Regions from separate parts of the Homo sapiens genome. Here region 1 is linked to region 2. The links are chromatin contacts, found by Hi-C in ENCODE. All regions are on one chromosome and are shown on one strand. The core of a region is the stretch at or near the end of the contact, and the rest is flanking DNA. Distances in the headings are between cores, read along the strand shown.

Region 1 (4,494 bases), core at 971-3,470, 1.0 Mb before region 2:
TCAGCTGTTCTAGTCCAGGAGTCTCCCCATCCCTTTTGGATTTCCTTAACCCTGCCTAACTCAGTCACAAGCCCCTCCATCTGTGTCTCTTCATTTGAGCCACCTGGGGGGAATTCTGTTTCCTGTGGGGACCTCGAATGATACTGGGGTGGACCCATTCTTTATTGAGGACCTACGCTGGCAGCCATCTGCCTAAAGGCACACACTGGGAGGAAGGAGTCCAGACCTCCCAGGGTAGCACACATCCCTCTGGGAGGGTCCACCATTCACCCGGCTTGCTTTCCTGGCCACTGACACCCCTCCCCAGGCCCCACCGCAAGTCTTTGTACACCACCTTAGTGGAGTCTCGTGTGTGGCCCTGTGAGGCAGGGTCTGGCTAGGCCCTCTAAGGGATGTGGAAACGGAGGCCCAGGGAGGCTGGGGCTCTTCCCTAGGGTCACCCAACTTTGCACAGCAGAGTCCAGTTCCAAATGTGGGGCTAGCTGGCTCCAGTGCTGAGCAACTTCCTCTGTGCTGTGTGGGAGGTTCGTCTTGCTCATGTAGCTCACGTAGAACACACACACACACACACACACACACACGTGCACACACAGGCACAAATGACTAAATGCTTTTAAGGAGCTGTAGGAGAGTATGGGCAGGGATGCAAGGCCAGAAGTGAGGAGGGTTAGACGTGGCAGGGAGGGCTGGGTAAATCCAGGAGGGCATTTTGGAGGAGGTCAATAAGTCCTGGAGATGATTGGAAACCGCGTGGAAGCATATAGCCAGGAACTCTCTAACCGCGCCTCGGTAGACTGGTTGCACTGAATCACCAGGTTGGGTGGGGTTTAGGGGTATGCTTTAAAATTAGACTCCCAGGCCTCATCTCTAACATATAGAATCAGAATCTCTGGGGATGCAGTCCAAGAATCTGTTTTGTTTTGCTTTGATATGCAACTAGTCGTGGGAGCCACAAACTCTTCCCACTTCCCCATTTTACGTGCTGGGGAAGTATGTAAAGGAAGTAGAGAGAGGCCTAGGGACTTGCTCAGGGTCTCACAACAACCAATTCCAAAGCCAGGGCTGGCACCCAGGCCCCTTGGTTCCCAGCTCGGTGCTCATCCGACTGCTCATTCACCCTCGGGCTTCTCAGTGGGCAGGGTGGAAACACAGCTTCCTTAGATGATGGTCTCAGCCTCCTCCTCCCCCCGCCCCAGCCACCCTGCAGCCGGTTCTCAAGATGGCAAGTGGGGGGTGGATGAAGGTGGTGGCAAAGCGAGAAAGCGCCTGGAATAACACGACATTTTGAAATGTGAATCACTGGCACTTTCTGTTTTCTCCTGTTCCCCCTCTGCACCCTCCCATTCCCGCCCCCCCCCCCCCCCCGCCGACCAGGCACTCTCTGAGCTGTAGGAACGCTAGGCCTGGACATCCACCCAGCGTGTGGAACCAGCTGGGGAAGCCACCTGCGTGCAAGAGTGGGTGGAGTCTGAGATGAGAGCAGAGACTGGGGCTCTGGGCCTACTGCTGTCCCTTCTTGCTGTGTGACTTTGGGCAAGGCACTGTACCTCTCTGGACCTCAGCACTGGGATGCTCACCATAAGGCTTGTCAATACCCTTGGGCTGCCACATGGTGGGGGTGGGGGCCCTGCAGGACCTAGTCTATCCTGAATCCCTCTTCTGCCCTCCTGTCCTGACATTCCATCGCTCGTGTTCCGGTCTTTTGAACCCTGAGTAACAGGAGCCCAGGACGGTGCTGGTGGGAGGGTGCTGGGAAAGGGGGAAGCTGGGGAGGGGGCAGTTAGGGCTGCCAAGTGGAACAGGGGCCACTCAGCCGCTGAATGAGTGTCTGGACTCCCACCCCCAGACACTTCCTCCACATTCCCTCAACTCAGGAGCTAATGATTCAAAAACAGAGGTCAGCTCCTGGCTCCATGTTGACATGCAGGTACAGGGCAGAGCAAGCCAATGGTACCCTGGACCTCAGGGGGCTTGTGCCCTCTGTGGTGTGAAAGGTCACTGGGCATTTCTTAAGTGCCTCCAGCGCCAGGGCTTCTCCTCAGGCACCAAGGAGTGAGTTGGCTCTGTGTGTGTTTGTGTCCCCATCCCCAGATCAGGCCTGACTCACCCCGTGTCCCCACAGTCCAACACAGTGCTGGGTGCACAGCAGGGGCCCCAGGGACATCCCTGCATGGAATTTGTGCTGCCTGGCCAGGACCTCGTCAGCCTCAGCAGGCAGGAGCCTTGGTCCCAAGAGGATTGCCTTTGGGCAAGGCTTTTTTTCAGGCCCTCAGTGACCACATTTCTAAAATTGTGGTAGTGGCCAGTTTCATAGGCTGAGGAGCTCTTTCTGCTCTCCCTCGCCACAGGGTCCCTCTGCCTCAGCAGGAGAGCAGGCCAGAGTGCAGAGTCTGAGTGTGAGGCAGATGTGCATACGCAGGAACTCAGACAGGGCTGGCACATGGCAGCTGCTCAGTTATCGTCTATGAGGGGAAGAAAGGAGGAGGAGGGAAGAGGCAGAAAGAGGGTGAGGCTGGTGTGTGCAGCCCCATCAGCTGGCTCTGTGCTCATCTGATCCCTCTTGATCCCCCAGCTGGCTCCTGCCCACCCTCCTCTACTTCCTCCTGTGGCCTTTTCCCCTCCTCCTGAGAAGAAGGTGATATTGGAGGAAATGGTGGGGAGGGCACTGGAGAAAGCTCCCTAGGAAGTGGAGCTCTGTTCTAGAGACTAGGGAAATTAGGCCGTAAGTCTCCAGACCTCCCCTTCTGAGGAGCCCTCCATATAGCAGGAGGTGCTCAAAGCTGAGTGTCCCAATCCTGAACTTGGCAAACAACCTAACCCTAACACCCCACTGACGGTGTCCCAGGTGTAGACCCCTGTCTGGCTAGGAGGGACAGTGTTTAGTTTGCCACTGAGTGAGGGTGGTGGTGTGGGGTGGGGCTGTAAGAGAGAAATGCACCCCAGGAAGTGGGAAGCCAAGAGTGGGGAGAGTTCCATGCCCAGGAGCCCAGGGCCCACTTGTGGCTGCTCACGCTCACCATGTTTTGTCACCTGCCACTGGCTCCTAACCACTGATCAAAAATAGTCCTCTGCTTGCCCTTACATGTGACCGGCCTGTGGTCAGAGCACCCTACCCAGGCTGGGGTTGGGCTGCACGAGCATCCTGGCCAGCCCTGCCCCAAATGAGACAGGAAGTGCTCTGAAGTGCCTCTGTAGCTGATGGGGGCCGGGGTGGGGGGACCCTGCCAGCAGCTATCTGGGAGAGTTTGGCTTATGTTTCATAGTGTTTTCAAGGTCAGTTTCTTCCTCCTTGTTACCTGTGCCTCTTGTTTCTCTTAAAGGCCATCTGGAAAGAGGATATGGCCCAGAAGCATTTCTGTTCTCTCTCTGGACCTGAACATGGTTCCCCAAGGGTGTATTGTCTTGGCTGGCATGGTGGGTGGAGAGGGTATGGGGACAGGGTGGGCCCTAGCTTAGAATCCAAGCCACAGGGGCTTTAAACCCAAGAGAAAAAAACGTGGAGAGCTACAACCAGGCATTTTACCAATGAGGAAGCAACTTCTAGGGAGGTGAAGTGACTCACCTAGTGACTTCAAAATAAAAAATTCCCATTTCACAGATGAGGAGACAAAATCATAGAGACAAAACGTGACCTGCCTAGGGTAACACCATAGTGGCAGAACTCTGACTGGACCCAAATCTCTGGGTTCCTCGCTTCCTTCCATCCTGCTGGACAGCTCTGTGTGTGTGATCTGTTGGTAAATTAGTTATGCTTATCTCCATTTACAAATGAGGAAACTGAATCTCAGAACAATGGCGTACTTGGCAAATAATGACACCTTCAGCTCTGCTTGAGATCAGACGCAGCAAGTCCAGTGGAGGCCCAGGTCCCAGCTCCTCTAGGAAACCTGTCCTGACGATTCCAGGCCACATGGAGTCCTTCCTTCTCCAAAGTCTTACTATGCTTATTTTAAGGAATAGAAAAATAATGCTAAGAAAGAAGCAAGGAAACATTCGTACAATGCTCATGGCACGCTGAGTATTTGCCAGCACTCATGGGCGCCTAGGGACCACCTTGAGCAGGACTCAGGATGATGCTCATTTTACAGGTGAGGAAACTGAGGTTCAGAGGGCTCAGGTCCCAACCCATGTCTGTCTGACTCCCAAGTTCAATGCGCTTTTCTCCCTTATTCAGCCCCACATTCTCCTCCTCTAGAATCGTTTCCTGAGTGCTTTCTTGTGTCTGCAATTTGGCTGTAAGCTCATCAATCATAGAGATCATGTCCCTGCTTGCACCCCACGCAGCTGACCTGGGCTTGACCTCGGCAAAGGGTCAGCACAGACTCTAGGCCTTGAGGAGGCAGGGATGGGGCAGAGGCAGCAGGCCGGCTCCAACTCCCCTTAGCCACTTCCTAGCACAGTGAAGGCTGTTAGTTTATTTCTCAGAACCTCAGTTTCTTCATCTATAAAATGGGGTGGTACTAACCATGGAGTCTCAGGCTTGCTGAGTGAAGG
Region 2 (4,929 bases), core at 38-2,537:
ATCTCTGTGACCTTTCTTCCTTTCTTCTCTCGCTCCATTTCACACATACTAAGTTCCTTCTGTAATCGCTTATTTTCTTCTATCAGCTTGCCTTCATCCCTCTTAAACTCTTCTACTATCATCTCATTTTGTTTGATTTGGTTTCTTAATTTCCCCACTTCTGCTGAAGCACCTTCATATTTTACTTTCAAGTCTTTCAACTGATCCTTCAGTTCCTCGGTTAGTCTGTGATTCCCTGAGGCTGCTTCACTTGTTAAGTGTTCTTTAAGGGCAAGAAAATGGGTCTGCATTTGTTTAACTTTACCTTCTGACTCATACATCCTCTTCTGCACATCTTTTAATGCATCTTCTAATTGCTTTATCTGTTCATCTGAATCCTCCTTGACCCTTTCACATTCTAATGCTAAAGCTTTGCATTCTGCCACTTTGTGTGCCAGTTCATTTTGGAGCTTCAGTCGGTCTTGTTTTGCTGACTCACAGAAAGTTCGCATTGCTTCTAACTCTTTCTTTAAAATTTCATTTTCAGAGTATGACGTTTGACTGGGTAAAGATAGTTCCAGAGGTCTTAACATAGATCTGCTTTGCATATGGGCTGGTATACCTGGGGAAGTACACTGAAAAGAAAAAAAAAAAGACATCAATCACAAAAGCCTAAATGAGACATTTACTATACTTATTTGCCAAACTTAGAGAAAGTTAGCACATCATCAGGAATCAAAGGGTTTTCAGATTAGGCAGTAAGATGGAAAAAAAATCACAATGCTGATTTTTGTGGTAAGGAAACAGTTCTGGATATGATTTCCTTAATACATTCACAACATTTTGAGAGTTCTGTTCACGTAAGTCTATTTCTGGCAGAACAACGGACAATGGCCATGGCTACTGGGTGCTATTTTGTCTTTCTTCCCCCATTCATTAACACCTACCCACACATGAATATCATCAACTTTATCAAAACATATTTATTATTTCTATGTTTTATGGTACATAATGTGCTTAGAACTTTAAATTCTGAAGAAAACCATCATATCCTTGAATAAAAACAAGTACTGCGATTTTAAATTTGCAGATAATTTCATAGAATTATAGATTTAACTAATAAGATTTTTGACTTCTGCGTACCTTCACTGTTAATCCAACAGAATATTCTCTGAATTATAAAAATACCACGAAAAGAAACCCAGCTAGTTATCAGAGTTGTCAAGAGAATGATTGGTCACAGCCAGCACCAGGGAAAGAGAGTCTCCCAATAGACAGAAAACACCTGGAGCTGGTGACAGCGGCTTCCTGATAAGATCTCCGGAGCTGGGTGAGCAGGCTCAAGCATGCGCACTAAGAGGCAAAATGGTGGATGTATGACCTTCTTCAGGGAGCATTTGACTGGTAAAGGAAAATAGCCCCTAGAGAGCAGGTGCACAACCTTAGTAAAGGCACTACACATGTGGCCCCTCCTAAGTGCTGACAGGCCACTATGCATGCAGATAGCCTGCCCCCAAGAGAAGAATCAAGGGAGGAGAAATGCAAACCCCAAAACCAAGCCAGTGCATAAAAATCCCAAGCCAAGGGCTGAACAGGGTACTGGGATCTCTCAAGCCGCCCACTTGGCCTTCTTCCAAGTGTACTTTGCTTCCTTTCGTTCCTGCTCTAACACTTTTTAATAAACTCACTCCTGCCCTAAAACTTCCCTTGGTCTCTCCCTCTGCCTTAAACCTACTTCTGCCCCTCAGCCGAATCCTTTCCTCTGAAGAGGCAAGGATAGAGCTTGCTGCAGACCCCTACAGATTTACTGTTAGTTAAATCTGAACTGCCTTTCCCCTGGATCAAGAGGAAAAAAAAAAACCAAAAAATTATATTTTGGATTATTCATATCTGTCTTCCCCTTTATATGGGCAAATATGAAGAGTTAACTAATCACTGTTAATGAACAGAAACTTAGCATCAAATGCAATGAAACTATAATTCAAATCTCTTATTATAACCACTATCATCAAAAACACTCTAGAGGGCACCAGAAACAGCAATATCTGTTTTTATTAAACTCAAGAAAGCAGGACCAACTTGTCTTTGATAATGAAAACCTCACTCTATGTATATATACTTAATGTACAATGCCGCTTTCTCCTCTCTTTATAAAGGCACAAAAATTTTCTTTAAATGTTTTTTAAAATTAAAAAAAAAAACAGTTATTACCTGTGAGTCTGCCATATACATCTGACCTTGTTTAAGAAGCATATCTTCTTTTCCTAAATAAATGCAAATGAATGACATTTTAACTTCAATATCCATACTAAAGTAGGCTAAACATTAATTTGATGTTATTTCCTTTATTATTCAAATAAAAGAGAAGCAAGAGGTACAACACAAAAGTATCCTCATTCTAAAATACCCATTTTCCCCTTATTATTTCTATAAACAGAAGTACCTACAATCTACTGAACAACAGATACTAGGTTGGTTTTTTTTTTTCTTATTTTTTTCTATGCTCTCTCTCAGCAGAATCACTAAAACTTCAGAAATATTGAGGACTCTTAAACTAGGCTACATGATAATAAAACATATATCTTATAATCAATCAAAACAAAAATGATGATTTAAATTTATAGCATAAATATTACTGTTGTAGGAGAGAATAGTTTAATAGTCACTAGGAAACAAAAACAGATTTTCTAGAGAAACTGTTTAACATTGCAGAATAAAAAAGATTATGTAGGGTCTAAAAATAATTCATAAATGTAATTTTAAAATGCCTACTTGCATTAAGACCGATTTCTCCAAATTAGAAAACTATGTTTATGTTCTTTCCATAAAAAAATGAACCCTAAATATCACAAGACAAATGTCTATGTCTACTAATCAACAAGGCAAATTTGGTAATTCATACAATATACAATTTTAAAATACAGGTAGCTAAGGAGAATCAGAGCTTCAGTAATTATCAGAATATGTTAGAAGTTACAATAGTCATCTTAACGTCTTCCTAGTTCCATGTGCTGATGAAGTTTAGCAGCAGGAATATCTTGTACAGTTATTCCTGTATAGTTAAACAAGTAAGAATAAACATTCTTCTTTACTTGAACTAGGTGAACTGTAATGATAATCCATACTTTTATACTTACGGTTACTGAAATGACTTCCTGATCCTAAATGATCACTCTGAAATCAGAAGCATAAAATATTTTAGGGTGAATGCTGCCTCATTTTGTTAAATTCTGTATCTATTTTAGCTCTAAATCATGCAGTCATTAAAACTACATTTTTGACATTCTTGTTTCTCCAGAGCATTATTCTACTCAAACCCACAAAAAGAAACAACACTAGCAACACTTAGAGAGATCAGCTGGGAATAAAGTACTTCACTAAGCATTTTAATAAAAGCAGCCAAGTGTTTTAAGAAAAAACTTTATTGCTCAAAAGAAAAAAAAAAGTGAGCCCTAAATGAACTGAAACAACTTTCAAAGACTACTGTTTGCTACTGCTTTACCTCAAAAGGAAGGAAGTGGCCACATTCATGTCAATAACTCATTTTACTTTACCACTGTAGGAAGCAGAAACCCTACCTCATTGACTATGAAATATCAACATAACCACTTCTTCCAGAGTTTATAAAATACCAAGTACTTTGAAAGTAAAAAGAGAGAGAGAGCAGGAAATGAAACTGAGGCAGAGACCTACACATAGTAATAAATCCATCAATCCATTAGTTAGGAAATAATAGAGAACTCTAGCTACAGTGAATCAAAATATACTGGGTTGTTCCTTTTCCCAAGTAAGCCAAATACAAAGAATCTAATATATAAATTAAAATACTACACTTCAAGGGTAAGAATAGGCCAGGCACAGTGGCTCACACCTGTAATCCCAGCACTTTGGAAGGCTGAGACAGGCAGATCACTTGAGCCCAGGAGTTCAAGACCAGCCTAGGCAACGTGGTGAGACCTCGTCCTTACAAAAAAATACAAGAACGAGCTGGGTGCGGTGGCTCATGCCTGTAATCCCAGCACTTCGGGAGGCTGAGGCAGGTGGATTGCCTGAGGTCAGGAGTTCAAGACCAGCTTGGCCAACATAGTGAAACCCCGTCTCTACTAAAAATACAAAAAATTAGCTGGGTGTGGTGGCGGGCACCTGTAATCCCAGCTAGTAGGGAGGCTGAGCCAGGAGAACTGCTTGAACCTGGGAGGCGGAGGTTGCAGTGAGCCGAGATCGTGCCATTGCACTCCAGCCTGGGCAACAAGAGTGAAACTTCGTCTCAAAAATAAATAAATAAATAACAACAAACACACACAAAAACATTAGCTGGGCAGGGTAACCCAAGGTACTCAGGAGGCTGAGGTGGGAGGATCACCTGAGCCCGGGGAGGTCAAGGCTACAGTGAGTGGTGATTGCACCACTGCACTCCAGCCTGGGTGACAGAGTGAGATCCTGTCTCAAAAACAAAACAAAACAAAACAAAAAACCCCAGAGTGAAATGAAGAGTAAGGACAGGCAGATGTAGTTCATATTTGTATATTTAGGTGTATCAGTCCTAAAAGCTACATACCAAACTCTGAAGTAGTTGACCATGATAAAACAGTCCACAATTCCATGACTAAATTAATGCCACCTCCATTAATCATTAGTGCCCCCACAGTATGAAAAAATACCTATAAGCTTAGTTAAGCTCTTTGTTCTATGGAATATTTAATACTAAAGTTTACAATAACTACTAAATGGCCTCATACATGTATTAGGGGGTGCTATGCACATAAGGAGTTCAAAAAACTTAATTTGGTCTTATTATCTCTATTACTCAAATGAAAACAAATATAAAAGTTGTAACATAAAATCAGTCTCATTCTAAAATATCCATTTTCCCCATATTTTTATACATACAAGGGAAATAGCTACATGTTAAGTTATTATACATAACTCGTAACAGTAATTCCTTTGACA

Evidence for each region. Hi-C counts contacts between places; a loop is a spot of excess contacts on that map. Pooled maps may share reads with other maps.
Region 1: a pooled map shows a loop between it and region 2 (6-fold over the local background). The contact joins two enhancer-like sites. A Hi-C loop is called at or near these places in 2 of 37 single-sample maps with no recorded cell type and 3 of 50 pooled maps.

Annotation. Positions count from the first base shown.
Region 1 is chr15:69,666,096-69,670,589 of GRCh38, forward strand. The region is part of intron 1 of PCAT29 (prostate cancer associated transcript 29); the gene reads left to right. Among named protein-coding and RNA genes, the nearest start is that of PCAT29, 76 kb to the left of the region's middle. RefSeq lists enhancers at 197-811, 252-301, 332-381, 2,890-2,969. Within about 2 kb of position 2,221, at least 9 of the 41 ENCODE cell types and tissues checked have a DNase peak (open chromatin) inside an H3K27ac peak, as active enhancers do.
Region 2 is chr15:70,668,849-70,673,777 of GRCh38, forward strand. UACA (uveal autoantigen with coiled-coil domains and ankyrin repeats) reads right to left here. Exons shown (of 19, transcript NM_018003.4): 14 at 3,117-3,153; 15 at 2,191-2,243; 16 at 1-614. Among named protein-coding and RNA genes, the nearest start is that of SALRNA2, 36 kb to the left of the region's middle. Within about 2 kb of position 1,288, at least 2 of the 41 ENCODE cell types and tissues checked have a DNase peak (open chromatin) inside an H3K27ac peak, as active enhancers do.